6 separate regions of the Mus musculus genome follow, and all the other regions are linked to region 4. The links are chromatin loops, found by intact Hi-C in ENCODE. Cell type or tissue: heart. All regions are shown on one strand. Region 1 overlaps Tnfsf10 (tumor necrosis factor (ligand) superfamily, member 10). Region 2 overlaps Pld1 (phospholipase D1). Region 3 overlaps Pld1 (phospholipase D1). Region 4 overlaps Fndc3b (fibronectin type III domain containing 3B). Region 5 has its middle 25 kb from the start of Ghsr. Region 6 overlaps Pld1 (phospholipase D1).

The links. A loop is a pair of places that touch in the nucleus more often than their neighbours do. Peaks named below come from ENCODE experiments on the same cell type or tissue, not always from the same donor. Only the 100,000 strongest peaks of a DNase experiment are listed, where the experiment ranks them.
Region 1: a loop joins it to region 4, with 3 times the contacts of the local background. A loop is called at or near these places in 15 of 42 quality-filtered maps.
Region 2: it touches region 4 in a loop (2.3-fold over the local background); 8 of 42 quality-filtered maps call a loop at or near these places.
Region 3: it touches region 4 in a loop (2.6-fold over the local background); 6 of 42 quality-filtered maps call a loop at or near these places.
Region 5: it touches region 4 in a loop (2.6-fold over the local background); 15 of 42 quality-filtered maps call a loop at or near these places.
Region 6: it touches region 4 in a loop (5-fold over the local background); 14 of 42 quality-filtered maps call a loop at or near these places.

What each region holds. Positions count from the first base shown.
Region 1 is chr3:27,336,653-27,341,652 of GRCm38, forward strand. It overlaps Tnfsf10 (tumor necrosis factor (ligand) superfamily, member 10), which reads left to right. Exons shown (of 5, transcript NM_009425.2): 5 at 1-3,013. Among named protein-coding and RNA genes, the nearest start is that of Tnfsf10, 22 kb to the left of the region's middle. In heart, a CTCF peak has its summit at 2,000; no DNase peak of the experiment used is centred here; H3K27me3 peaks cover 280 bases.
Region 2 is chr3:27,971,186-27,976,185 of GRCm38, forward strand. The region is part of intron 2 of Pld1 (phospholipase D1); the gene reads left to right. Among named protein-coding and RNA genes, the nearest start is that of Pld1, 35 kb to the left of the region's middle. In heart, a CTCF peak has its summit at 2,001 (motif pointing right); no DNase peak of the experiment used is centred here.
Region 3 is chr3:27,980,176-27,985,175 of GRCm38, forward strand. The region is part of intron 2 of Pld1 (phospholipase D1); the gene reads left to right. Among named protein-coding and RNA genes, the nearest start is that of Pld1, 44 kb to the left of the region's middle. In heart, a CTCF peak has its summit at 2,429; DNase peaks (open chromatin) are centred at 2,446, 3,316, 3,976 and 4,636; H3K4me3 peaks cover 835 bases; H3K27ac peaks cover 341 bases.
Region 4 is chr3:27,458,163-27,463,162 of GRCm38, forward strand. It overlaps Fndc3b (fibronectin type III domain containing 3B), which reads right to left. Exons shown (of 26, transcript NM_173182.3): 17 at 3,514-3,632; 18 at 1,783-1,888; 19 at 555-727. Among named protein-coding and RNA genes, the nearest start is that of Gm32738, 22 kb to the right of the region's middle. In heart, a CTCF peak has its summit at 3,113 (motif pointing right); a DNase peak (open chromatin) is centred at 3,109; H3K27ac peaks cover 401 bases.
Region 5 is chr3:27,343,616-27,348,615 of GRCm38, forward strand. No RefSeq gene overlaps it. Among named protein-coding and RNA genes, the nearest start is that of Ghsr, 25 kb to the right of the region's middle. In heart, a CTCF peak has its summit at 2,139 (motif pointing left); a DNase peak (open chromatin) is centred at 2,106.
Region 6 is chr3:28,105,997-28,110,996 of GRCm38, forward strand. It overlaps Pld1 (phospholipase D1), which reads left to right. Exons shown (of 27, transcript NM_001164056.1): 22 at 3,739-3,852. Among named protein-coding and RNA genes, the nearest start is that of Gm42196, 68 kb to the right of the region's middle. In heart, a CTCF peak has its summit at 1,952; a DNase peak (open chromatin) is centred at 1,595; H3K27ac peaks cover 443 bases.

The DNA of each region.
Region 1 (5,000 bases), 120 kb before region 4:
CCTCAGCTCTGTCCCAGCTCCATTTCTTCCTTTCTGAATGCAAGCATTTACTTTGTGTCCCTATATTCTAGAATGTGCAACAGTGAAGAATTTGCTCTGACTTTCAGGATAAAGTTTGAACTAGGTTCACCATGCTTGCTTTGTCCAGATTGCGACTGTCACCCAGTCCTCTGGCTCTTCCATCTGTCTGTCCACTCCACCTACCAAGATGTTGAACACTTGTTCTTTTTAAGATGTTGGTGCCTGGAGTTTCATTAGAGTAACACAAAACTAACTAAAACCAAACAACTCCAAAGGAGCCCATATGTGTTTTAATGAAACATTTTTTAAGCCTATTGGGGGCCTGAAGAGATTGCTCAGAGGAAAACAGCACTTCCAGAGGACCCAGGTTCAATTCTCATCGCTGATGTGATAGTTAACAGCTGTAACTTCAGTTCCAAGGGGTCTGACTTTCTGCCCTTTGCTTGCAATGCATGTATGTGATACACAGACATACATTCTGACAAAATATATCCATACACAAAAGTATTTTTTTAAAAGCTTATTTGAATGTAAGAGTATGGCTAGCTGTCACTTCTGATACCCCTTCTTATTTTTTTATGACTCAAGCCCTTATAAACTAGCAAATAGAAGTCACAGCTACCACTTGAATATAAGCACTTGAATACCTCCTCTCACTAGAATACAACATAGCTTAATAGTAAAAATCTTGCCTTAGTAAAGTACTTGCATGTCATGTCTACATGAACCAAATGAATGTATTAATTAATAATAGACATAATGATCACATCGGAAAGGCTGTGAGAAATAATGGAGAACATTTGAAAGCTCAAGATGGAAGGGAAAGGCACTTGTCAAAAATCTTGACAACCTGAATTTGACCTTTGGCAGGGCTGAAAACTAAACCCAGGGTCTTACTCCCAGTAGGCATGAACCCCCACACTGAGCGGCACCACAGCCCTAAGGTTTTAAATGGCAGAAACAACTGAGCGCTTTTCTAATTCCTGGTCCCCAAGTCATCACTGATGGCAAAATTCACAGCACTTCATCTTGTCTGCCAAGCTGGCAAGCGAAATGGTGTCTGATTTCTTTTTTGTTTTTTTAAAGATTTATTCATTATTATATCTAAGTACACTGTAGCTGTCTTCAGATGCACCAGAAAAGGGCGTCAGATCTCATTACGGATGGTTGTGAGCCACCATGTGGTTGCTGGGATTTGAACTCAGAAACTTCAGAAGAGCAGTCGGTGCTCTTAACCACTGAGCCACCTCTCCAGCCCCAGTGTCTGATTTCTAATGTTTGTGTTGAACGTATACATTCTTTGTCTGCTGTTAATTCTATAGTAATCTCCTGTGAAAGATTTTATAACGCCCAGGCCTGGATTCAACCACAATCCAACAGGATCGGAATCCTGGGGTGGTGCTCAGAGATCTTTTTGTGCGTGCATTTTAGTTTTTTAAAGTAATTAGCAGGCAGCCTGCAGGACACATCTTTGCCAAAATGTCAAATGCTGTGACTTATAAATTAAATATTTAAGAATGCAGCATACCCAGAGAAATCATTAGATGTTCAAAGATTTAATTCGTGTGCAACATTAAATGCCATGACTTGTTTAAACAAGCACACCTAAATATTCTTTCTTCTGCTAGAATCTGAAGCCTGTGATGCAGGAAGCAAGAATGGAGAGAATATTCTAGAATAAGAACTTTCTGGGCGATTGTGAGCCCTTTAATAAAAGGCATGAATACTTATCTGTTTGAAAGAGAAATCAATTTGGGGTGGGGGCGGGGGTTGTCCTTTCTTTGCTGAGTTCTAGCCCAACAAGCCATCTGACTTGAAGACTAAGACGAGCCTGCCACCTGGGCAAGCACAGGGACAATGATCCCAGGGCAGAGGCCAGCTCTGCTGTTTTGAGAAGTGTCTAGGCAAAAGCTTTCTTTCTTTTTTTTTTTTTTTCAGACCAAAAGGGGCCTCTTTAATGTCACACACCATTAGTGCCACCAGGTGGCGAGGTTCCCTTAATTTCTTCAGTATCAAGTCTTTTAAAAGTGTATGAGTATAAACATCTTCAAATTCTCGGGTTTAAAAACAAAATCAAAAATGAAAAAAGGTCGCTTACCTTTAGACCATAGGCAACTGGAGCTAAAGACAAGAGATAAGCTGGTGTACCCCGATGGAGCAGCAGGCTTTAACTGAATCTGTGAGGAACAGGGTGGGGCTTCACATGGTAAAACTGAATCTGAGGTGTGTTCTTTTGCCTGTTTGGGTTGTTGCTGTTGTTACTGCTTTGTTTTGTTTTTTTGTTTTTAAGTGAAACAGAATTTAAGTCTTTTGGAAGACTTTTGTAAATTCTCTTGGTCCCAAGGGAGGGCTCTGTGACGTCTGGAGTCTCAACAGTTTGGTCTTTGCCCTGTCTCCTGTTATTATAGACTGTGGCCTTTGCCACTCCATCACTGCCTACTGTTTTTCTTGGAGACAGGGTCTCTCCCATTACGGGCAGCCAGCAGTGCCCTGAGAGTCTCTTGACATGTGGCCATGAAGGCTTTTTACAAGGATGCTGGGGATTTGAACCCGGGTTCTCATGCTTGAGCCATAACTGCTCTTACCCTAGAACTGTCTCCCCAGTCCAATCACTGCTACTATTTTTTTTTCTTGGCAAATCAATTCAGTTCTTTAGTTTTCTTTCAAGTATTGTTTTACCTATTTATCATATTTATCACTTTCATTATCAATGTTAGAAATTTTGTTTAGCCAGCCTTTTTACTTATTCTTGAAATAAAGGGTTAAATAGATATTTTTTCAGTTGTGAGACATGAAAATCTTAGAAAGAATTTTTCTTTTCTTTTTCCTTTCATTTTAATAGCAGTGAATCTAGAAAGAGAATTATTTTTCATGGTGATTATTTCAAATGTATTGATACCATTTTGTGGGCTGGGAAATGTTAAACTTTGTAAACTCTGAAACGCACAAAGTGTTGCTTTGAATTTCACCTTAATAAAAATAACATCAAGTATATGCAGTGCACTTTCCTCTCCCCCTCCCCCTCCAGCTCTGCAAGGTACAGTCATCTTTTGTCTACTAAGACTGATGGTTCTGATTTCCATTGTTTTATATTTTCCTCTTACTGTGTGTGTGTGTGTGTGTGTGTGTGTGTGTGTGTGTGTGTGTGTGTGTGTCTGTGTGTGTGTGGTGAACTGCTCTTTACACCCGTGGGCTCCATGTATTCCTCTGAATTATATAGTGCTGCACACATTTTGTCAACCGTCTGAGGGTCTCAGCACTTGATCAGTGAATGTAACCCATTTCTACTTATTGTAAAAAGCAGTAACACAGGAGCTCATTTGTATCTCTTTGCTCCCAGTTTAGCTCTCACTGTGTACTCTCTCCCCAGCCTCCTAGCTTCCGTAGGGTAATCTGAATGCTTTAAAGGAAATGTCTTAGTCTAATTTCCAGTTGCTGTAATAATACACGCTGTCGAAAGCAGCTTAAGGGAGAGAGAGTTTCATCTGTAGTCCAGGTTACAGCCCACCATTGCTGGGAAGTCGCAGAGGCAGGAGCTTTTGAGAACTGGACATAGCCACACTGAAGAACAGAAGAGCGTGGATTAAGGCATACTCAATAGTTCTCACACATCTTTATTTTTATATAGTTCAGGATCCACATTAACTAACACAATTAAGATAATCCTTCCCAGACAGTCTCACATTCTTGGAGGTCCAGCTTCCAGGTGACTCTAGACTATTTCCAGTTGACAGTTAAAACCATCACAGGTAACTTTACAACTTTAAGGCTTTGTTTTTAAGCTTTTTATTGAGTCCCTGTGACTTTCCCACCATGCACCCCAATCCCACTCATCTCTCACCCCCCGCCCACCAAAAGAGAATAAAAAAACCAACAAAACAGAAAATATCTTGTTACGGAAGCTGTAGTGTGTCGCAGTGGTTCCACAGCACACCCTTTTGTCCACACACGTTTACTCGCAAACGTTCGTTGCAATGAGTCATTGGTCTGGCTTCTGCTATGCTATCAATACTGGATCCTCACAGGGACTCCTCTTTCTTATCCTGTGTCATGGAGATCCTGCAGCTTTGGATCTGCAGGACAAATCCTTTCCTGCGTCCAGCAGTTCATAGATGGGGTAGATGTTGAGGTGGGCCAACTCAGAGCCCTGGAGCTGGGCCTAGGTGGGAGCTGAGCTGGCCAGCTCACCAGCCCTTCTGCATTCACACTGCCAGGGTGAGCTTTCCAGCACTGGCCTGGCTAGCTCCCCCAATGCTGCAGCTGGCAAAGGGCAGGGTCAGCTCTCCCACTCTCAGACCCTAGGTACTGGCTTACCCTTGCTTTCCCATCAGGGCCAACACTTCTGTGCCGCTCAGGTAAGGTGCAGGGCCCGCTCTCTCAAAACCTGCAACCAGTTAGGGACAAGACCAGCTCGCTGACTGTCTCAGGGGGCAAGGACGGAGGGGAGGAGAAGGTTTGTTCTTAATACCTGATCAATTTTTCTTACAAGACCAATAATTAATTTTTTTCATCTAAGTTTAAATGTTATTAATCTTCGAATCTCTGACTCTTATCTACCTACCCTGTACAAACGAAAAACTGCAAGTTTCTTGTATTTCATTGAGGTATCTTCATATTGCGGTTGAAACCATCAGTTTTACTGCTATTGTTGTCGTGATTGGGAGTATTGAGAACTTAGACTTTGCCAGAGCAATGGATTCCTACATTGTCCGGATCGTACATCATCACAGAGTTGGCACTGTAGACTTTATTCACTAAACTCAGAGATAAAGAAGCAACCCAGTGAGAGATTGTTTTCAACCCACCTCTCATTGGTGACATGGGAGCTCTCTCGAAACTGCTCCCTCACCCCAGACCTGAGCAACCTCTAACAGGAAGGAGAGCACCTCTGACCCTATTGATCTCTGAACATGGCTGACATCACCAGTCTCTTTTCTATCCCCGAGGCATGGCAGTACTGGGATGGCACCAGCTTAGGG
Region 2 (5,000 bases), 510 kb after region 4:
TTGTGAGGTCCATTTATTATTGGACCTTGAACCTTTAGTGTCTACTGAATCCCTAGCACATAGTAGGTATTCATCGGGTATTAGAATAAAGGTTCTATTAACAGACTCAGAGGCAGGCATGGTAGCTCATGTCTGTTACCTCAACATTCAAGAGACTAAGGTAGGGGAGTTGGAAGCCAGCTAGGGCTATATAGTAAGTTCTAGGCTAGGCTTAGCTATAAGGTAAGAGCTTGTCCCCAAAACAAAACACTAAACAAAGATACAAATTAATCCTTCTGCTAACAAACATTTTTTTTTATCTATTACTATAACTATTAGTGGTTGATTTAGACAGGTCTCAATTTGTACCCTAGGCTGGCCTTGAACTCCCAATCTTCCTGTCTCAGCCTTGAAAGCACTAAGATGACAGGACTATGCCACACTCTTAGTTAGCAGCCTAAAATTAAGCTCAAACAAATCAGAAACAGTCAAAGCAGCTGGATGAAAGTTTCATAAATGGTCGTCCTTGTCTTCTCAAGCCAGGCTTGACTGTTGGCAGCTGCCAGGGACCTTTGCTCCTTCAGGATCCCTGAAGTATTTTCCTGTCAGTTTTTAAGAGGCATAAAGAGTTGTGGTTTGTTTTTGGTTTTGTTTGTTTTGTTTTGTTTTGTTTGTTTGTTTTGTTGTTGGTTTTTTTGTTTGTTTTTGTTTTTTGTTTTTTTTACAACCATGGCTGTGTTATTTTAGTTTTTGTAGATTTCCTATTGGGTTTTATTTTTGCCTCCATTTGTTTGCTCCTTGTTTGCTTGAGAGAGGGTCTCCTGGAGTCGGACTGTCCTTGAGCTGTTGCAGAACCCGGGCCTTGTCTATTGGTTCTGATTTGTATATAGAAGTGGACAAATGGGTTATCAGGGAATCAGCATCAACCCTCCTGGTCTACTGAGGTTCCAGTTGAATGCATTCAGTTGGACAAGGGGCCTTGGAATCCTATGCCTGTAGGATCATCTCACCCCTACACTTCAGGGTGTTGGTCGCTGGTGAACCTGGTCTCATTTTCTCAGTAACTGGGAAACTAAATGTTGTGTTTGTCAGTCATCCTCCTTGTTGCTGTAGTGACCACAGACTCTCCTGTCACTCTTTTCAGAAAGAGAAGGCAGCTGTACTCTAAGCTCTAAGGCTAATTTTGTTCTTAAAGTTCATAGTTATAATAGTTTCTTCTCAAAAGTCATTGTCAGAGTTGGGATAAAACCCAGTGGGTAGAGTGGTTGCCCAATGTGCATGAAGCCTTGGGTTTGATACCCAGTACTTCATAAATCAGGCAGCAGCAGTACCTGCCTAATCTCGGACTCAAGAAGTATAGGCAGAAAGAGCAGAAGATCAAGGTCACCTTTGGCTTCAGAGTAAAATGAAGCCACACTGGGCGATTTGGGACCTCTTCTCAAAGGAAAAAAAATTGACGTCTTCTGTTTTTAAAAGCCAAATTAATTCTTGTTTCTAAATTTCACTAACATATTATGGAAATATATTCGTGTGTTTATATGATAAATGATAATCCAAATGATAATCCAGGAATACGATTATTACTATTATCTTCCTTCTTCTTTTTGCATTTCTGTGTATGTGTGTGTGTGTGTGTGTGTGTGTGTATGTGTGTGAGGGGGGAGAGAGAGAAGGACTGGGGCCCAGTCACAAGATTTACAAAGTCACATTGTCACTCTGAGTGGCCAGTGCTCTTACCCGTTGAGCTATTGTGCCAGCTTGCTATGTTGTCCCTCATTTTGTACCAGCCTTCTCTCTGATATTCTGTCCATTCCCACCCAGCAGGCATAGTCGTACCATAAATGTTAGCAAGGGAATGTCGCTATTTTATAGTGACATCTACATGAATCACAGCATGTGAAACCTCCAGGCGTACAATTCATCATATTTCCTCTTAGGTAAACACGATGCAAGATCAAGAGGTTGGTTTTGCTTTGTCTTTGTTTTGTGTATTGTTGGCTCTTGAAGTAAGAGTAGAAGTATTGGCCACTTGGGGGCACCCAGGCATTTATTTCACAAGGGCAAAGGAGGAAAGGAGATAAGTCAGTGTAGAAGGATGTTCAAGCGCAGGAACCCAGATGTCTGTGTTGAGGAACCTAAATGAAGCCTGACCCAGCTGACAGGCCAAGTGACTATTCACAGAAACTTCTGCATTCCAGGCAGTTTGAAGCCCCAGAGGAAGCCAGAGGTAGGAGAGCAGAATGCTCAGGATTGACCAGCTTTCCCAGGGTAGGACCCTCATCTACTTCGGACCCGGGCTGGATGCAAGGTGGAGGCACAGACAACAGAGACTGGAAGAGTGAAAATGGTGATAACCTATCAATGGAAACCACTAGCGTGAGCCATTGCATATACTGAAGATTTACAGATGCTCCTCAACTTCCAGTGAGATAGAGAATGATAGAGGAGGACACTGACTGTTTTCCAGTGGCCTCTGTGTGTGCATACAAGCATGTGCACTTGTAATACTCAGGAGGTACACCCACTGGCTAATCTGATGGAAGCAATACCTTCATTAAGAGTATCTCTTCCAGCAGGGCATGGTGACACACTTCTGTATCCCCAGGACTTGGAAGGCAGAGGCAGGCAAATCTCTGAGTTCAAGACCAGCCTGGTTTACATATCGAATTCCAGGACAGCCAGGGCTAAACGAGAAACCTAGTCTCAAAAAACAAAACAACAACAACAAAAAACAAAAAACAAAAGACAATAACAAACAAACAAATAACCAACAACAATTGTAACAACAACAAAACAAGATGTTGGGCATTCTCTAACAATAACCCAAAGTTGATCTCTGCACCTGTACACACGCTACACCTCTACACATGTGTACCTGTACACACACACACACACACTCATACACACACCTCTAAAATGCACAAATATAACCACTCTACCAAAACACACAGGGCGCTGTAGGGCACGCGCATCATATGGCTGACAGGATGCTGTAGAGCACGCGTATCATATGGCTGACAAGAACTGAGGAGCACTGCCACTGTCCAGAGTCACTAGAGACCATTTGTCACTAATCTAGGAGAGGATCCAAACTCAAAACTATTAAAGGCATTTGGCTTTGACATCATACTGAAGCTTAGAAAACGTGGCTTGAACCATGTAAATGGAGGACCATCTGTGAGTGACTGGCTGCCTTGTTTGCATGCGAGTCAGCAGGAATGTTCCCATGTTTCTTTTTCAGCGGAAACTTCATCAGATTGATGTTTTCTGGAATCTATTATATATGTATGCATATATACATGCATAAAAGACCTGCTCTCTATTTTGGGGGTAAGTAACAATATAGAATCCTTAAATAATATCTAGTCATACATTTTTATAGGATGGAACCATTAAAACTTTGAGCTTCAGTGTTCTCTGGCCTTCTGTGTTATTTAGTTACTTAGCAGATAGGACTCTATAATGTAGGGTCCGAGTCCTGTTTCCTCATGTGGCTCCTCCTTGCTTCAGGAAGACTGGCCAGGACTGGGTCCTTTCTTTAGTTTTGTGGGTTTACAAATTTGCTTGTATTAATTCAGCCAGGCACGAATGAACCATGTATTTGTTTAAAGTTAAATTGAGGGCTGCTGAGATGGCTCAATGCATACAGGAGCTTGCTGCTAAGCCTGATGACATGTGTTTGACACTGAGACCCACGTGGTGGAAGAAGAGGCAACTCCTACACATTGTCCTCTATCGGACACGGAAACACACACACAGACAGAGATGCAAAGAGACAGAGACAGAGAGAGACAGCAAGAGACAGAGAAAAACAGAGTGATAGGGGTGGGGGGGAGAGAATATGTTTAAAAGATTAGATTAACCATCACACTTGTGATTCCTCTCCCTGCCTCTCCTCCTATCAGGATGTCAGCAAACCCCAACCATGTTAAAATCATGATCGAACAGCTCAGTACCCTCCCCCAGTAGCTGAGTGAGTATACATGGAGAACACTCATACACAGCTCTGCCTATGTGCACATCGTTGGTCATCGCCCCCTCCCCTGGCTTTGCCTCCACTCAGTGAGCTGCCAGCCATGGCATAGTCCCCAGTGAGTCCCTTGTCTTGTCTTCCTGCATATCTCTGTTTCTTCCCTCAAACCTACATTTCCTCCTGCTTCTCTCAGCTAAAGATCTTATATGTCAAGGAGAGCCTACAGGTAGTCAAAAAGAATGAGACTATCTTCTCATGGTCAAACCCTCCTGTATAGAGCTGTGTGTGGCACTAAATCTGGTAGATAGTTTCTATGGTGCTGAGATTGAGCCCAGGGCTTCATGTATTCGAGGCAAGCCCTCTGCCAGCTGAGCCACAGCCCCATCCATCTCTCTGTTCTCCAGAGCAGAACTCTATGAGTAAGCTAATCTGTCTATACTGCTTCTAGTTCCTGCATGTCCTCCCCAATGTCTTATTATAAACCTTTCAGACTTCTGGAGTTGGCAGAGTCTTCAGGTGAGCGTTTGCAGACTACAGACAGGACCCCTCCATTGGTGTTTTGCTCCATTGTGTCTGGGTTTCCTGCCTTGGCTTCCTTAATAATGGATTGTACCTATAAGGCAAATAAACTTCTCAACCCCAAAATAGTTTTTGGTCAGTGTTTTTATCACAGGAATAAAAAGCAACCCAAGACACATAGCTTTTTACCCTTCTTCCTTAAGGTTTCTTTGGAGTGGCATTTCCCAGAGAGGCCTCTCCTGAACATGCAAGTGTGTCATTGCTCCTCAGGTCACCCCTCCCCTCCATCGTCCTGACTTTCCTGATTCCCCTGCTCTGGTTTTCACAGCATGTAACACTGACTGCTTTTACATTTATGTCTTTTTGTTGTTTGTTATCTTTTCAGTACTGGGAATCAAACCCAGGTTCATGAGCTTGCTCGGCAAACACTACCACTGAGCTATATCCTCAGCTGTAGCTTTTAATTTTTGGCAGTCTGATTTCCCTAATAGAGTATCATCTCCCTGAAGGCATGGGCTTTTGCACTGTA
Region 3 (5,000 bases), 520 kb after region 4:
CAGGCAGTCCTGGTCTGCTTACCTTCTCCAGAGTCTGGCAGAGCACGTGCCAGTCCAGTACAGTGTCCCTCTGTGGCCAGTGGAAAACATCGCACAACCAACCTTGGATACATATCGATTTAGATTATATACATCCTTTATATAAAATGACACGATATGCCTGAAACTTACATATCTTTCATAGGCTTTAACTGGCCTCAGCAAGATTCCTTATGAAACATGGTATAATACATATGCTATTTAGAGTTGCTACATTGTAGGTTGACTGTTTTACAGCATGACAGCAACTGTGCTGCAGCTGCATAGGGGACAATGATAAGAAAGGTCCAGACATGTTTGGACATGGTTTTCCCTCAGCTTTTACCCCATCTGAGGTTGGGATAGATGTGAAGGGTCAGAGCTCATGGTTAGGAAAAGGGACTTACTTTAGTTTAGACCCAGCTCTGTGGCTGTGGACAGTCAATACGTTCCCAATACACTTGGATGGCTCTCCTGTCATGTGTTAGTCAGGTACAGTAAAGGGGACATGAAGCTTAAGTGAATTTATACTGGTAGTGCTCCTCGCATCCAGACCCGACTCATAGCAGAAGCTTCAACAATGCCTGCACTGTTAAGCTAAACACTTGGGCATCTTTAAAAGCTGCATCCTAATGTAATTTCATTTTGCTGGGGTTTAAATATTTGCCACCCTTAGTGAAGTTGACTTCAGGCTTTTATTTTAGAAATATTAACTTCTTGACTCTAGCTGCATATGTATCAAAAGATGGCCTAGTCGGCCATCACTGGAAAGAGAGGCCCATTGGACACGCAAACTTTATATGCCCCAGTACAGGGGAATGCCAGGGCTAAAAAGGGGGAGTGGGTGGGTAGGGGAGTGGGGGTGGGTGGGTATGGGGGACTTTTGGCATAGCATTGGAAATGTAAATGAGTTAAATACCTAATAAAAAATGGGAAAAAAAAAACAGGGCCACTTTGAAACTCATTGAGATAGCTCAGTCAGTAAAGTGTTTTTTTTTTTGAAAATACAAGAATTTGAGTTTGATGTAAAAACCCATTTTTTAAAGCTGGATGTGCTAATAACAATAAAAGCTTGGCATGCCCCCCAGTGCTTGCAATCCCAGCTCTGAAAAGGTAGAGACAGGTAGGTCCCCAGACTCACTAACCAGCCAGCCTAGCCTCATTGGTGAGTTCTAAGCCAGTGAGAAAAATCTGTCTCAAAATAAGTATGTGGCACCAAAGGCATTGAAGCTATCCCCAGAGCTCCTCTACCTGCAAACACACACAAAATAAATAAAAATGAAAGAATGTTTAAATAAAATAAAAGCATTATCCCACAAAAAAAAAAAGAAATATTAACTTATACAACACAAAAGGGTGTCTTTTGTGTGAATACAGTCTAGCACACTTCTGGACGCACCTGTGGAGGTCAGAGGATAACCTCGGGTGTGGGTTCTTATCTTCTTGCACCACATAGCTTGAGGAAAAAGTCTTTGTCTGTCCCCCTACCCCACACAATTATACACTGCTGTGTGCCAGGCTGTTTGGCTCCTGAACTATCTGGGATTCTTTGTTTTCTACCTCCCACGACTCTATTCGAGGGCTGAGATTATACACACAAGCTGCTATGCCCAGCTGTCTCTGGGATCTTGGGATTTGAACCCATGTTCTGCCCTTACACAGCAAGTGTTTAACGAGGCTGTCTTTGCAGCCTGCATTTGCTTCAGCTTTTAAGACATCTCAAGTAGACCAGGCTGACATCATACTTTACAGCTGAGAATGGCCTAGAGTTTATGGTCCCTCCTCCTCCTGCCAGCCCCTTCCAAGTACTGGGATTACAGACGAGCTACCACACCCACTGGTCCTTTAGATCAACCCCAGAGCTTTGTAGGTACCAGGCAAGCATGCTATATCCCAAAGCTTAAAGGGAAATACATTTTGTTGGAAAAGATAAATCCTAAAGATAGCTTATTTATTTATTTATTTATTTATTTATTTATTTATTTATTGCTGTAGGGTTTTACTGTGTAACTAGGACTGACCTCAAACTCAGGGTCCCCTGCCTCACCCCGTGGAATGCTTCTGGAATTAGATGTGCCCCCACATCCAGGGAGAAGAAGCTTTAGAGAATGAAGCTATGTCACTAGCTCACCTAGCTGAGTCGGGGGTCTATCTGAGACTTCCTTGGGAATTCGAATGAACTGTTTTTTATGATTTATGTTGGCAAACTCAAGCCACATGAAAGAGATGACTTTAGGTTTAATTGCTTTCTGGCATCGATATTTCCCAGAAATCTACTTTTGTAGGTGAGAACGTTTTAATGATTCCTAACTGCACTTCAGTGTTAAAGGGACTGGCTCTTCCTGTTCTTCCACTGTCAAGCCCTCTCCTTCCCCTGAGGTCTCTTAGAACATTCCAGGCGTCTCCTGTTTCTGCCAGCAGGTGGGGTACTGGCACTTATAAATCCACTGTTACTTGCTCCAGCCTGGTTTTCTTCTCTCAGTGCTGGGATTCTCCTGTCTTCCCTGATTTTTATCTCCAGGAGAAACTGTTGGACTAGGGCCTGGATTAGGGAGATGAAGAGGTGGATGTTAGATCTGAGCTGTCTCTGGGTTTGCCTGCCTGACGTTGTGGCGCTAACAAACACAAATCCCTTATGTGTCATAGGTGTTGAGTAACTTAGCTTTATCATCTAAGTTCTGCTCGGCAGCAAATGAATCAGGTTTTCCTTGCCTTGTTTGAGCCTGTGTTACACTACAGAGGAAATTTAGCTTACTATGTTAAAGTAGATCCGATTTAAGTAAATTAGAACTTTATATAAAAATAGCAAGTCTTTGAAACATTATTCCTGGGGTTGAAAAGTAGGTAACAATTGTATTTATTGTGAGTAGGTTATGTTAAAAGGCTGAGTGAACTGTTTAGGGTTTAGTCACTTGAAAAAAATTATCAATTACTTTTATGTAGAATAAAAACTGAATTTAGTTTGTTTATTTTGAAACCAAGGTATATGATATTAAGAAACAGTAATGATGCATTTGAAAATATCTTTTTAAGGAGATATGGTGGTATATGACTTTAATCTCAGCACTCAGGAGACAGAGGCTGGTAGATCTCTGTAAATTTAAGGCTAGCCTAGTCTACAGAGTGAGTTCCAGGACAGCTAAGGCTGATAACACAGAGAAACTTTGTTTGTTTGTTTGTTTGTTTGTTTGTTTGTTTGCCAGTACACATGTGTCTGAATGTATGTGTTCATGTGGAGGCCAGAGGATGGCACCTGGGAGCCGGTTCTCTCCTTCACCCTGTGGGACCTGGGGCTTGAACTCAGGCCATCAGTCTTGGCAGCAAGCGCCCTTTCTTGCTTAGCCATCATCCTGGCTCCTTGTGGGGAGGATCTTTTTATCCTACAAATATATCTTAAGTGACAAACTGATATAAAGAAAGCTGACTTACAGATTTATAGACAAATCAGACCTGACATTAGGAGGCTCTTTGACAGATTTTTCTTGTGACCTATATTAATATTTGAGCATTTGTAATGAAGTTTTCAGCTTGTTCTATATTATGTAAAAAATGGAAAGCTAGCGACAGTATGAGTCTGACTCTCAGAAACAATAATGCTGTATATCTTATTATACAGTCTGAAGTTACAGTGCTGTATGTTTCAGGATCAGCACCCAACTTAGGCAACACTTATAAAAGTCATTTCATGGCCCCAACGGAGGGGAGACTGTACTGCCCTTGTTTAACGTGAATCAGCCTTTTAGTGCAATGTCTAGGGGACACAAGTGAATGACAGTTCTCTTTGTTTTAAGTGTGTGCTCTGGCTTTCTTCGGCAACCAGTGCAAAACTGAAGCCTTAGCTCTAGTCTGTGTGGCTTTTCTTTTCTCACGGCAGAGTGTCTACTTAGCATATGGGGCGTGGTTTCAAGTTCATTATTGAAGCTTATAGGCTAAAGTGCTCTGTGGGCTTGACCGGCTTGAATTGCCTTTAGGGAGCCTGCCAAAGCTGAGCTTGGGAACAGGACGGCTTCCCCTGTTTATGTGGATTTGTAGGGTAGCCAACTCCCCCCCCCCTCGACTTTCAACTGCTTTGGACATTAGCTTCATAGGAAGAATTCATTCTTTAGAGTAAAATGGAGCACCGCTTTTTGCCAGGGGCCCCAGGTTAGTAACGCTTTGAACTTTCTGTTTTGTGTCAGATTTTCTTTCTGTGCCATCAGGGAGTTGGAGTGTCAGCTAGGAGAAGGCTTGTGCTATTGCTGCGTTAGAAAAGAATACTTTTGATTCTGTTGATCCTGCGGGGCTGGGGAGGGAGGGGGTGGCTACATTTTTCTGACTACGATATTTTTTCTGTCAATCTAAATGGAGCCAAGAGGAAAGAGCGTATTCGTGTTGGAGTCGTGGTTTAAAGGGTTGTAATTGTTTGTAAGCATTTTTTGCTTCCTTTTTTTTTTTTTTTTTTTTGGTAATGACTTTCTCTGTGTCCTCCCAGTATGGCTAGGCAGAACTCTGGTTTTATGCATGGTGATGTTATTTTAGTTTTTGAGCTAAGAGGCGTGTTGTATTCTAGCAAGCCCCACCTCACACTCCACTTGTTGGATATGGTTTTCCCTGGGGCCTGCTCCTCGGAGTTCTAGCTGATCAGATGTCATGTCATTTTTACTTTATAGACTGTCCTGTGAAATACCTACAGAATGACTGATACGGGTGGAGTGTCCAGGTGGGCTCAGAGGGGACCTGGGTCCTCCTGGGCTTGTTGCTGTTTTTATTCAAGTAGCTCCCTAGAATAAGAGGTCACCCTAAAGTACATATGCCCGTAAAATTGGAGTGTGATGTGCAAGACATGAAAGTAGTGTTAATAATAATAATAAAGAAATGAAGTCAATAAAATTAAGAGAATAGCTCCCTCAATTTCCCGGAGTTAAAGAGCTCAGTTCATTTGCCCCGGAGGCATCTGGCAGGAGACCACTCTACAAGACAGGCTCCGTTTGACACTGTTTCAA
Region 4 (5,000 bases):
ATAGGTCCATGCACGCGTGCAGAGCGGGCGATAATCTGGTTCTCAGCCCCTGCCCACCTCTTTTTCCGAGACGAGGCTGGACCTCACTTAGTCGGTCCAGTAAGCCCAGGGGTCCTCCTGTCTCTGCCTTCACAGTGCTGAGGTTCCAAGGGGGTTCCCCACTCCAGCTTTTAATGATGTAGGTTTTAAGCTCTAACTCAGTTTATGGCAAGTGTTTCCCCAACTCCCTCTGCCCAGTTCCCTTGGACAACTTTTACTAGGACTGATCTGAAGCCCTAATTCTTACAGGTGATGAAATGAATGAGAGCGGGAAATTCTTTCATGAATTATCAAAAGTATACACACACACACACACACACACACACACACACACACACACACGGAAAGAATGAGAGACAGAAACTTGGTAGTGTGGGGCCTACAGGAAACCACGACGACATCGATTCTCAAATAAGGATGTTGTTACATATACTTTAACAGTTGTCACATACAACTGAGAGGTTGCAGGAGGCTAACAAAGGCACCTTGTGCTCTAATTGTGTGCTCATACTCACCCCTCCGTCATTCAGAGCTCGCACTCTGAAGCGGTACACAGTTCCAGGCAGCAGGTTGCCAACCGTGCACTCCAGCTCAGGCCCATGGTACACCTCTGAGGCGACATTCTCGGGTTCCGTCATTTCCACACTGTATTCTGAGACCTCACAGCCACTTTCAGACGCAGGCACATCTGAGGATGTAAAAAATGTTCATCTTTGAATGCTTTTTTGGATTTCTCTTTATTTTATTTTTACTCAGGTCTGAGTGGGCCTGCATGCATGAGTGTGCACCGTATGTGGAGGCCAGAAGGCGGCATGGAAACCTCAGAAACTGCAGCTCTGGGTGCTTGGGAGACACCACATGGGCGCTGGGAACTGAGCCTGGGCCCGCTGCAATAGCGGCAAGTGCTCTTAGCCACTGCCCGTCTCTCCAGCCTCAGTCTTCGGATTTCTAGTTGACTGACTTACATTTGATTTTCTATTGCTACTGTTTAAAATATATAGGTGATGTGCCCTTAGGTTTCTATTACAAAAGGCGCCTCCTATTCAAAAAGGTGAAAAAGCTCCCGAATGAGCCAAACTACCCAAAGCAAATGCATTTAAACACGTTCTATTATATTAAAAATAATTCAGGGATAACAGGAGTACTAGGTAACCTTTCACATTTAATAACGAGAAGGAAGGAAGGAAAAATATCTATAACTTAAAGTGAGACACCCTGCTAAGTCTACATGACCCCAAACCGGCATACCATTTTATTACACTTTAGACATAAGTGGTGGCCAAAATGTCTGCCAATGTTCTACACATTTGCACTTGCTATGTGCACACTTGTAGGCTGCTGGCACAACTGGAAGTGCTGTTAGACAAGGCTAGGAAAATCCCAGAACCCGCAGAGGAGGGACTTGACACTGCTCTTTGAACCATTTCTTGGTTTGATCTCTAAATCATGCATGTTTTCTTCTGGTGCTGAACAACCCCTGGACGAGGCAGGCTATTCTGGAATGTTCTCTAGAAACACGGCCACTATTGTCGAGAGTAGCAACAGCAAGAGTAGCCCTGTCAGGAACGGGAGCATGAGCAATAGAAGGCTGCGCCTGAGAGACAGCCAAGGTCCAGGCTCTGGAGACCAGACATGCCAGTGGGTGACCCAGCTTCTGAAGGAAGCCCTGGAGCTGAGTGACCGAGCGCTGTGTCAGTCTCCCACTGTCCTGGTGGATGCCAGTGTGAAGATTTGTTCACTCACCCCACTCTAAGTGGACTCCTTTGTGCTTTGGTCTACCCAAAACCCTCGGTGGTCGGCACTGACCTGGTGCAAGGCTTAGTGTGCGGACAGGGAGACTTTCAGAACACTGTGGGAGAAACACCGGAGAGACCATGGCTTAGTTACTGTGAATCACTCACACCTTATCCACCAGGCTAACTCTATCCCACAACTGTAAATGGGGCCAAAGGGAGTTAACGCACTAGATGTGTGTGCTGACATATATAAAGGTCTTCAGGAGGCTCTGTGCTTGTCTGCATAAGGAAGTGTGGGCTCTCACTGCACACAATGCTCGTTCTACCTGGAGCGGCTCTCTCTGATGTCAGATTACTAGGGCTGCGGACGGCCCACCCGTGTACGCATATTATTTTCCTTTACATCAGCAGTAGGAAGACCCTCCTTGAGGGTCCAAGAGAACACAAAACAACTGATAAAATTGAGAATGGTTCTGTAAATGGCCAGGCCGCCCCAGGAAGAGCAGAGCAGTAGGTAAAGGGGGCATTTACCCACCGAGCCTGCCGCTTACAGCAGACCTGCCAGTGCTAAAGAGACTAGGCCTCCTTCGTGGGATCTCGCTCTGCAAAGCTGGTGGTATGAAAGCTGATCATCTTATGAGGATCGAGGAGACAAGGTGGAGCCAGAGAGCTCCAACTCCTTCCAAGGCATGCTGGTGGGGACCGGATGGATGGACGCTATGCCTTCAGCTAGTGCATATGCTGCCCTGCCGAACCGCTCACATGGCAGGTACCACTGATGCCCTGTGGCCTCAGTCTGGATATACTCCAGCAGGGAGACATTCCGGGCAGCCCCAGGACTCTGCAAGTGTTTTAACTGGACTCTTATCCTGTGTGGGGTGCATGGGTGTGTGTATGTGTGTGTGTGTGTGTCTTTCTGTCTAGACAAAACTCTAGACCCTGAGGAACTGCTATGATATACATGGGCAGAGTGTTTGTGTATATGTAAAATTCAGGAAAACGTTATCAATCTGTTACTGGCTCACTAGGTACCATCTCTCTTTCTCTTACCATTAATGGTTTCGAATCATCTACAGTGAAAAGAAGACTTCTATCACAGTGCCTCTCATGATGTCACTATGACACCCAGACTCTAGAGTACTTTGTCTGCATTTATTAGAATATATTGAACCTGTGAGCACTGTGTGGTATAATTGGAGTCTCCTGGCATGCCACCTGGCTGTCTACAGTCATTCTGATAGAGAGAAGCCATGGCTGCTGCCTGCAGGCTCTACACAGGGAACTACAGAAAAGCTGAAGTGCAATTAATCAGACTTATCCTGCTTTTACAGCAGTCTCCCAGCAGGTGGCAGTAAAGGACCTTCACAGATGTGTTCCCATCCCAGCACAGCCAGGCAGGTCTTGTCTTGACTCTTAAATTCTACACTTTTCCCTCCTTGAAATGGCAGAGGTCTCCCTTATTTAGTTAATGTAAATCCTAACTAATTTCTTCTCCTCCGTGCAATTATGTGAAGGTCATATAAGGGAGAGAGTCTGCACACATCAGAATCCCATCAGAATGTGTGGAGGATTTGGGTACCGTTTCTGCCCTGTCAGGACTATGTTTCATATCCAGATGTGACACTAAAGCAGGCTGCATCGACGAGAAACACTTAAAACTGCAGCATCGTCTTGCACTACTCACATGGCACTTCCCAACTTGATCTAGAGGCCCACTGCCACACATTGATGAACCAACCTGACTGTGCCCACCGGTACTGATGCAGCACGCTCGCAGTTTGTACAAAGTGCCTGGTTTCAAATGGGTAAAGACATACTCTGTAGCCGATCCACTGTAGGCCACTTCCCACTGCCCAGCTGGAAAATGAGATGGGTGTAAGTTTAGGCCTTGGTAACAGCATGACAGTCCCCATTAGAAACAGCATCTGAGACAAAAACACCAAGTGGCTTTCACGGCAACCTGGCATCACCCAACACTGAAATGTAGAGGCACTTCCTATCGTCCCAGCATTATGACACTGCTGACTACCAACACGGGAGTTGGCACAGGAGGAGGGTACAGTGCTGCACAGCTGTGAAATGCCATGCTGAGGTAGCCACAGGGCCGGCTATGCAGCAGGTGCTGTCACATGGTGCAGGCTTCCTGTACAAGGTGCTGCTGAGGGCACCAGTGAGGCCATTTACAGATGATTTGCTGTGTCCAGGGAGCCCATGCATGCAGCTGTGATGGTGGTGACAGACACTTGGAGATACTTGGAGGGTGCCCCATGAGGCTGAAGCTCAGGGGGAAAAGCGCCTGCAGGCTGTCGGCCGCTGTTTTGCTCCCTCTGTGGGAGCCTTTACCACGGGAGCTGTTTTAGGGAAATATGCCCACCCTATCCTATTCATAAATGAACCTCCATAAGTCCCTTCAGGGGCCAGTTAGATGTTTATTACTGCCCGGTGGTACTGTGCCTTGTTAGGTCTGAATTAGGATATAGCCCGTGGGAACTGGGAATTTAGACAGTGGAGCTTGGGCTATGGGCAGACACATGAAAAGGCCCTATGACGCACAACCCCATGGACCGGCCAGGCCATCAGTGTAAAACAGCACCTACTCTTGCACCGAGTCCATACCTGGGCGAGCCAGGGCAACCGCAGGCAGACTTACACTTTCTCAGTAAGCAACTTGGAGATGTTGACTCCTCTCCTAGTCTTAATTTAGACATCAGATAAGGCCTCTAGCACAGAAACTGAGTTTATGTTAAGAACAGCTGTGCCCATCTCAAAGAATTCTATTTCCGGCCTAAAACAGTACTTAACAGGCTTAAAAAAAAAACCCCACCTCCAGGTGCTTGTGGTGTCAGAACAAGCCAGAGACAATCGCCACTTGTTTGCATGGCTCTCTCTTTTGCCATATTAGTAAAATCTGGTTATGTTTTAAAGTTTTGACAACTGTATCTTTTCCTGTTGAATCCCAGTGAGTTTTATTAGAAGGAAAGAAAAAGCAAGTGCGTCTCTGGGGCCCTAAGGCTTCTCCTGCCGTGCCCTGCCCTGTCTGACCTCCTACGCATTCGTGGTGAGGGTGCACGTGCACACTCATGTATGTCACTGCCCACGGCGGGGGTAGGGAGGGGTGGGGTGGGGTCCGCAGCTGGTTCTCTCTGTCCATTTACACTCGGGTGTCAGGGACTCAACGCAGGTCAGGAGACTCCGTGGCAAGCCCCATGGCCTCATCTTAACACT
Region 5 (5,000 bases), 110 kb before region 4:
CTTAAAAAAAAACCCCAACAACATAGTAACACTTTAAGTATTTTCTGTTTGTGAAGATGAGGCACAAAAATAAGTTGGTTTACTTAGAACCAGTTCTTGGCATTTTACGTAATTGAATGAAACCAAATCAGTGTGGTGGGTAGTGGGTATTAAAACAAAATCTCTTGTAACCGAGGCTGGGCTCAAGCTCCTAACCCTTCTGCCACAGAATTCCTAAGGGCTGGGACTATAAATGTGCACCTTCATGCCTGACATTTTAAATAAACCTTGGCTCAAGTTTTAAACTGATTGATTTAACAATCTATAGCTAATCTGTATAAAACATCTGGCTTAGTTATTAATCGTGCCTGATACGTTAAAGTCAGTCTGTAGCCATCTGGTCTTCTATAAAATTCCAGAAAGCTAGTCTTCTGTGCACGTGCACACTGTACACGGGGAAAGACTGATATCAGAGTTGCTTGGGTCAAGGCCTCCCCCACCACAACCTACAACCCTAAGAAGCTAGACCTACCCAGCCATCCTCAATAGCCCAGCAAGCGCCGGTGAAGCAGGTTTATTCAACGTGGCCACGTTGAGAAGATAAACAGGTGTCCATCATTGGAGTCCAGAGAGAAGGGTTAGGTTTAATTTAGAGAGCAAGAATTACGCATGACTAAGCAACCCTGGTCAAGCTGAGACCCTGACCATCATGGCTGTCTGGGCCTGAGTCTCTCCTATAAGATGGTCTGACACCTAGTCAGAAGGTATGACATTTTGTAGCTCCTCCTCAGGCTAATGCCAGGTTCTCAGTCTCTTCCTTCTCTCAGTGCGAGGTTTCTTGGGAAATTCCACTAACTTGGAGTTCATTGTCTCTACAGCCTGATTGCCAAAGGGCAAGCACAAGTATCTCTTTTAGAATCTCTTCAAGACCGGAAGTAATGGCATCCCGGCATCCCGCTGCTTCTCCTTAACCTGCTTGGGCAGGCAGAGAGGCCCCGTGCACGCAGGCCACAGCAGCTTAGGATAAGTGCTGAGTTGGTGTCATTCCAGCCTAGCCAGCAGAAGGCCCAATCCAGCCTGCACTTATGCACAGAAAGCCCAGAGTAGCATAACTCTTTCTTTGCATCGGGGCTCCTTGCCAACGTCGAGGCGAGGCAGGCATCCTTTGTCTCCCTGTGCCCGTTGTGCCCCCCGTTGGGTTTTGATGACAGAATTATGACAGCTGCTCCTCATCGCTTTACTCCACCGGGAAAGCTCTTTGTACATCATCTTGTGAAGGAGGCAAACTTCCCCAGCAGTTGGAATTCAGAATTATAGTCTTACCCATCCCTAATGGTTCATTGGCAAGGAGAGTGGCATTGGGATGGGCTTAGATGAACCAAGATGACCCTTCCGTGGGCAGAAGATGGTGCTAAGCGTTTCCAAAGTGCTGCCCCGGTTGCATTTCTGATGCGGTGACAAAGTATATTGATGAGATTATCTACTTTAGCTCAGAAATCCGGGTAGCACCGTAGTAGAACGTCAGTGTGGAATGAACTTAAAAATCATGATTCACAGTCAAGCACAGAGAGATGAACGGATGCATGCTTGGGACTTAACTGAGACTCTCTTCCCAGAAGATTCTAGATCACCTCAGTCGGGTGTGCACTCTCTTCATAAACTCAGGGCTCTGGGTGTTGGAAAGATGAGAAAATGGAGTCCTAGCACAACAGTGCTCCACAAATCAGTGTGGAAGCCAAAGAGATGATCCCCAAAGTGTGGCGACCCTTCTGGTCATCTGCCTTGTAGAAGATAATCAAATTAAGGACAACTGTTCCGTTTTTTTTCTTCTTCTGATTTTCTACAGCAGCTTCAAGTCCTGATACATTTTCAAGGAAAGATTAAATAGGGTTGTGACGCTTCTTAAAAGAGATAGAAAACACTACCGGGAAGAGACAGTGGTTCTGAATTGGATGTGTAGCTCAAAGCAATTTGGGGGAAAATATAATTAATTAAAGCAAGCTGATGTGCTCGGCTTCAGTTCACAGAAGCATCATCTCCGCCTGGTAGGGCAATTCATCATTAGTCACAGGAAATCCAGAGAGAGGATGACTCCGCGCTGATTGGTTAGGCGCTCCATCCCTCAGCTCCACCTCTCTCAGAGTTGGCGCCACCTTCTGGTTGGTGACTGAACTGACTCCAGTTACCACAAACACTTCAAGGTGCTCTCTCCAAAGGGGTGCATCATTAGCTCCTTGGAGCATAAGGTCCTTCCTGACAGGTCCCTCATTGCTGTTTATATCTTATTTCTCAGGCCAGAGCTTGATGGATGAGTCACAATCCATCATTGAGTCCATCTTTGCAAAGACATGTGATTTAGCAAACACCTTCAACGAGAGAGTTTTGGCTGAGGCTTGTCAGTCTGAGTGAGACCATTTCCTTGTCTCTGAATGCAACTCATTAAAATCAGATGCCAGCAACGTAATCCTCCATCGTGTTAAAACTGCTTCATCCAAGTGTATAGTGTGGGTTCATTGTGCTCCGTCTCCTGCCTCTCCCCCTTCGCATAGTCCTCTTGTTCACACACACACACACACACACACACACACACACACACACACACACCCCTACCTCTTTCTCTCTCTCTCACCTCTTTTTCTCTCACACACCTCTCTTTCTCTCTCACACACACACCTCTTTCTCACACACCTCTCTCTCTCTCACACACACACACACAAGCACACACCTACCTCTTTCTCTCACCTCTTTTTCTCTCACACCTCTCACACACCTCTTTCTCACACCTCTCTCTCTCACACACACACACAAGCACACACCTACCTCTTTCTCTCTCTCACCTCTTTCTCTCACACCTCTCTCTCTCTCACACACACACGCCTCTCTCACACACTTCTCTATCTCTCTCTCTCACACACAAACACCTCTCTCTCACACACACATTCCTTTCTCTCTCACCTCTCTGTCTCACACACACACATCTTTTTCTCTCACGCACATACACCTCTCCCTCTCTCTTTCCCTCACTCTCACCCCTCTCAGAGTTATTTGAAGTACTTCTTTTATTTACCTTTAATTGCCTTCTAACATCAGGTCTTTTGCTTTTGTTATTATTGGAGTCAGCTACATTTACCATCATCGCACGATTAGATGCTGTCTCCCTGTTTCTCTGGAGCATTTCCAGACTGAAGAAGCCTAGTCTACACAGGATCGGAAGTCACTCTTCTTTCCCCAGCAGACTCCTGCTGCTCACCTATTGCCCCAGCAGTAGGGGCAATAGGGCAGAGTTGGGTGCAATCCATGAGACTTGCTCACACTGCCTTCATGGTGCTGTGAAAGAGACCAGTGTGTATGGAGTAGTTACATCACAAAATGTTTTCTTTCTTTTTTTCTTTAAAGGCACAGTTAATTTACCAGCACTCCGTGACTTCTATGGTTATGAATATATCTTGCATACCTGTTCTGTTGTTTAATTGCATAACAGGCAATGTCTGTCTGTCACCAGGGCATGACCAAAACAAAACAAAACAAAACAAAAAAACAGAACACTTCTGACACTTAAAATTTCGGTCTGAAATGGCCAATCTATGAAATCCATCTTTCTGTGAAGTAATCCAATTTACATTCAAATGCTACAGTTTGGGGGTTATCTAATTTTTTTGAGAGGTAAACTTTATTTCAGATTTTAGAGGTACAATCAATGAAAGAAAACTTTCTTTCCCTTATACTAGTTGGAACTACAAGCATGTTCGTATCGTGTAACTGGTGAAAAGCGCCAATATATTAGTAAGGCAGGGCATATTCATGGCTCCTGTTGTTTGGGGTGGGAAGCAGTGTTCTCTGAGATTTAAGAGGAAGACTGAGAGAGCCAGCTTTTATACCAGAAGTGAGCTCACTTACTTAATGAGTGTCTAGTAAAAGTCTATAAGTCCTAGATACTAATGATTTAAAGCAATACTGATCCCCAACTGGAGATGTAGCTCAGTTGGTAAAGTGCTTACTTAGCATGCTTGAAGCTCAAGGTTCGATCCCCAGTACTGCATAAAATGAGCATGGTGGTGCATGTCTGTAATGGAAGAACTCAGGAGATGGAGGCAGGAGGATCAAAACTCATGGTCATCTTTTCTACCTAGGGAATTTGAGGCTAGCCTGGGCTACATGAGACCATGTCTCAATAAAATAAAATAATTTAATACAAGAAGATACAATGACAGCAAGATTTTTTTAAAGCTCAGTTATTACCAGGATTGTGTGGTTAGGTAGGCAGAGAACTTGCCTTATCTGTGGTGTTCAAGTAAGGGACTGAACTGGGAGACTTCACCTGGGGATGGAGAGGAGAGACAGATGTCAGGGGTACCAGTGGTCCACGATCTGCTTCAGACTTGGGAAGAGCTGGCCATGAGGAGGTGTTTCCCAGGAACAGCAGCGTGAGTGACAGGTGGCTCAGGCCGGTCTGGCTGTGTCCCCATGTGGCCCCTGCTGTCTTTCCTCTCTAGCCTTCCCACAGAGACTGCCCCATGATTTGCACAAAGGGAAATTCTGATCTCTAAAGCACTTCATCCGATTTTATGGGAGGAAATGTTTTGAGATACCTCCTCACTCTAATATGGGATAATAATTTACACAGCAAAATGAAATAACCTAAGCAGTCATAGATATGAGGGATTCTTTATCCATTCTGATAAGTAGCTGGTGAATTTTAGAACACTCTGATAGTCAGCACTTTTTAAAGGGTGAGTAGGTCTCTATTCTAATGAGATTTGTTAATGTTGCAATCTATAGCTAAGTCATCTAAGGGTACATTGTTTATGCTTTCTGTTTATAAACGACCTACTCTCTATAGTGCCTTATTATCAGAGATGAAAAAGTCTGTCTGTCTGTCTGTCTACATAACTCTTCCACTTTCCTAAATCTACCAGAGTAGTACTTTGACAGACACCTCAAGTTTTACAGGCCCAAACATACTACAGATGACTATCAAAGAATAATGTCTGCACTGCAGATTAGCTTCCGAGGACACCAAC
Region 6 (5,000 bases), 650 kb after region 4:
ACCCTGACTGCTCATTGCTGTAATGACTGCTCATTGCTGCAGAAGCTTCTTTGTGGTTCCTTCAGGTCCTGAGACCCAACCTTGAGCTGAAGCCATTTCTCCTGACTGCCCTCCATGCAGCAGAGAGCTCGGGCATGAGGGAAGCGGCATTAAGAAGAAGAGGATTTCCTAAAGAAGGGCAGGGGGGGATGGAGAGGCCTTCACCTACCTGGAGGGAGCTGCTACTCTTCTTTGAAAGGTGCAAGCAGCTTTAGGACAACCAAAGGCCTTAAAGTATTCTTTTCCAAAAGCCTACACCCATAGGGTGGAGAGAAGTCAGTCAAGCTGGAGCTAGACCAGCATGAAGACTGAGTTTAATCCCCACAATCTATAGGTAAAGGCTGGCCATGGCAGTATAAACTTATGATCCCCGTGCTGGGGCCTCGAACAGCTGAATCGCTGGGATCACTGGCTGGCCTCCTCCAACTGGGAAGTTCCAAGTCAGCGAGACTCTGTCTTAATGACCATGTGGACAGGTGCTGAAGGGGACACGTGAGTTAGGCTCTGGCTTCCATACACATATGTAGGCACATACATGTGCGTTCACACATATGCACAAAATCTTATACACACACAAATAAATATATTTTAGAAATCATATAAAATAAATAGAAAGGAAGTGGGAAGGGGCTTGTTCTAGTTCCTCTAGAATTCTGCTTAGGATGAAAAAACAATTTTCACTCGCTCACTCTTTTTTTTTTTTTTTTTTAATTAAAAAAAAACCTGTGTTTGTTTATTTTCTGAGACAGGGTTTATCTGTGTAGCCCTAGTTATCCTGACACTCCCCCTGTAGACCAAGCTGGCCTCGAACTCAGAGGGCTAATAATGCAACACTGATAACAGCTTTATTCCCAACATCCACGAGGCAAAGCAACCCAACAGTCCACTAGCAGATGAACGTGTACACACAATACAGAAGAATATTCAGCCACAAAGCTGAAGGAGCTGTGAAGCATGCCACGGTATGGGTGAACCTTGAGGGTAGTGTGTTAAGGAAAACAAGTTAGACCAAAAAGGACAAGCCTCATGTGATTCCTCATATATGCAAAATCCAGGTAGAGTAAACTAGAGATAGCCAGGGACTCTAGGGAGTGGGAGGTGGGGGATGAAAGCTGGGGGGTAGGAATGAAGCGAATTCTATCTGTGATGATGATGAAAAGCTTTGAATATGGAAGGCATCATGTAAAATTAGGACCACAGTTAATGATGAAGACTCTCACAGTGGACAGAATGCCCAATTTTACATTTTATATATTTACCATAATGAAAATTCAAATGAAATATAATTAAGAAAAATATCAAGTATAGTTTGACCTACTTTTTGCTGAAATGTTCTTTTAATCTGACTCCAACCCCATCCTCCCAGCCAACAGAGCACACTGAAAGCATGGGTTCTCTACTGAAGGCTGCCCCAAATAGAAAGCTATGTGAACCTCCACCCAGTGTGTTGGAGCAGGTCAGCCCTCAGCCCAGGTCATGAGCTTGTCATGAATGAGCAAGACACAGAGCTTATGGGTCACTTCCTGGCCACGGTCTGGGAAAGAAGAGGCAGATGAGACCCGGTTCTGACTGCAGAGCCAGGCAGCTCCAATGAACAAGGTGACCTAGAAGTGCTTCCATCCTGGCTAGGAGCTCAGCTGACTTGCTTTATTAGCACGTGGGTGGGGTACTGTGGACATCACTGGAATGACTATGGGACGTCTCACAGGAATATACTTTAGTTAAGTGTCCACTTGGGTTCATGCAGTCTTTTAAATGTGGACTGTGGGAAAGTAGCTCAGGGCTTCCTGTTCTTCTCCTGTGTCCTGTTTACCATTTAAAGACTGTGCCTTGTCGCCTAACCAAGGCAGTAACCAGGGCTGTTCACATTTTCTCTGTATTCTTCCCAACTCAAACTACGTTTGCCATCTAGTGAGTAATCCTTGGCATTGCAGCAGTCTCCCTCAAATGCCTCATTTCTCAGCCATTGACTTTTCATACTATGGTCCCTTTGATAGTCACTTCTGCCCTGTGTTGTCATGAATATATGGACATTCAGACCCACCTGTCAGGTTTGACCATTAGAACAGAGAAAATTCTCACAAGAAGGGTCTCTTCCTCTGTTCACAAGAAGACGAACTATGACCATTAGGTATAATAAATGGTTTAAGCAGGATGACCCTTGAGAATTAGCCAGCAGAGAGAATGTGCTCAAGCAAACTGTATTTGTGCACTGTGAGGTATCCAGCATCTCTCTCAAGCTTTCTCTCTTTCCCGTGTATTCCTAAGCAAAGCCAGAAGCTTTAAGAGTTTGGGACTCTCGCTGTACATGTTGCCTAGTGGGCTATCTAGCCTGTGGTCAAGGATAGCTATAAAGTCAGCCTGATGCAAAATGTTAAACTCACACAAAGCACTATGAGAGGGTTTTCACTAACTCCATTTTACCATTCTCCAGCATAGCCTTAGTCGATGACAATGTCCTGCCTTGGTGTCAAAAGGCTTGATGTGTCTATCAGAGCATAGCATTCTGGGCTTCTGAATACACATCAAAAGAAAGAGCTGCATTTTCTTCTATTGTTCTAGCTGTCATTAAGAAGCTTCGGTTTCCTATAAAAGGTGGCCTGAAGATACTGTGTTCTATAAGCTGGGGATTTGAAAATGAACACTGGCTGGGACTTGCTCAGTGGGTAAAAGGTGGTTGTCACACATGTCTGCTGACTTAAGTTCGGTCTCAAGAGTCCATGTGAAAGAACAGTGGGAGGCGAGAACCAGCTCCATAAAGTTGTTCTCTGAACTCCTCACATGGGCTGTAGCGTGTGTGCCTATGCTCCATATATACAATAATAGTCCTTTTTTAAAATAAAGTACGGGCCATTGAGATAGCCCAAACGGTAAAGATGCTTGCTGCCCAGAGCAATACTCTGAATTCAATCTCCAGGATTCACATGGTAGAAAGAGACAAGTGAGTCTCACAAGTTGTTTTCATACTCTCTCTCTCTCTCTCTCTCTCTCTCTCTCACACACACACACACACACACACACATACACACACCTGTGCATAAATGTTTTAAAAATAAAATAAAAAATAACAACTAGTCACTCAGAATTCTTGAAGAATTCCCAGTAACATTCTCTGGCTGGAACCTTAGCATTCCTAAATACCGATGACTCTGTTTTGAAAAACATACTGAATCTTATGTGTATATTTGCTTCTAAGACATAGGTACCGGTACCCCCACAGTTATGAATCAAATGCCCACAATTTGCCAAGCTGTGGACTGCATAACTTAATAGTAATTATGTATATATATATATGTCTATGTATCTATGTCTGCACATATGGATACACATATTTAAATAAAATCCTATTTAAAATTACATAGTCTCATTATGGTAACACCCTTTTCTAAACTTTGGTATAAGTCACTTCCTACACCCTCTTTCATGAGATCAGCAAGATTTATTTTAAACTGCCTTCTGTCCTGCAAAGGATGATGAATGGAGAAGCGGAAGCAGACACGTTTCCCTCTTTACTGCCCAATTAAGTGTACCATACAGCATAGCGCTCAGATCCCATAGTGATAGCTGGGATCCAAGAGTCATCCAAGCTGAGTGAGGAAGGCTGTATGGAGGCATTTCGTTTGTCCCCAAAGCCCCATGGTCTGCTTGGATGGTGATGTAGCTGCTACTTGGTTTTATTTCTTTATTTTTCTTTTGCAGGGAAGGCCAGAGATATCGGGTGTACATTGTGATACCGCTGCTGCCGGGATTCGAGGGAGACATTTCCACAGGCGGGGGGAACGCTCTACAGGCAATAATGCACTTCAACTACAGGTACCCTGAACACCAAGGAGGGAGCTACAGTGTTTCTACTTATTTGCTCAGTAATGCGCTTTTAAACCTTAGTCTTTACAGGGTAATGAAATTCAGATGTCGCAGTTATCCATGGTGGCTCTGTCAAGTATAACAGCACCAAAAAACTAGTCATTCTGTGTATGTCTCTTTCTGTCTCTGTCTGTGTCTCTGTCTCTTTTCCTTCCCTCCCCTCCCCTCTTCTCCTTTCCTTCCCCCTCTCCATCTCACTATGTGCTGCCTGGAACTTGCTATGTAGACCAGGTTGACCTTGAATTTCAGAGACACTCCTGCCTCTGCCTCCAGAAGGCCCAGCTAGTGCCTCTTTTGTATTCGTTTTAATATATCATATTAGTGAAAAATATCTATGCACTAATCCCTTTATTGTTTCCAGGAAGTAGAGAAAAATAAAACAGGAGAAGTAAGTGCGAACACAATCCAGGTACAGTTTGAGCGCTTTCAGTTAGAGCAGAGAGGACAACCTGAATATGTTCTTTGTGTTTTACACTTTTCTAATCATCCTTTTAGGAGTTATGAGGGGGAAGAATGAGACTTTATAGTGGACCAAACAGAGATGGGTTCAGGGCCTTGGGCACACTTGGGTGGAGGGCGACATGCACCTTGCTTGGCTTCAAAGGACCCCAGTTGCCTCTGACAGTTTGAGGTGCCTTTGGGTGGGATTGTGGTAGTGTTTGATGGCCCAGGATGTCCTGAAACTCCCTGTGTAGCTGAGGCTGACTCTGAACTTGTGATCTTCTTGCATTTACCTTCCAAGTGCTGTTTGTCACCGTGCCTGGTTTGCAGTGCTGGGGACAACCCCGGTCTTCCTGCCTAGTTGTTGGTTTTGTTCTCCCACTGACTGCTACCTTGTGCCTGTTCACCTGCCAGGATTTTACCTGAATGATTAGTACTAATGCTGTTTCCCAGGGGTGAATCCACCTGGCTACAATGACAGCCTTTGCTCTACACATTCTGGCTGAAGATGGGTTCATCTCTGCTGTTGTCTGATGTGGGACATAGCCCTGTCATAGTTGGTGATGTTTAACTGCACTCTGTCTGCTTTCTTGGCAATTCAAATATTACTTTTGGAATATTGTCTGCTGTGATTATTTCCTATGATTGTTTCTTGA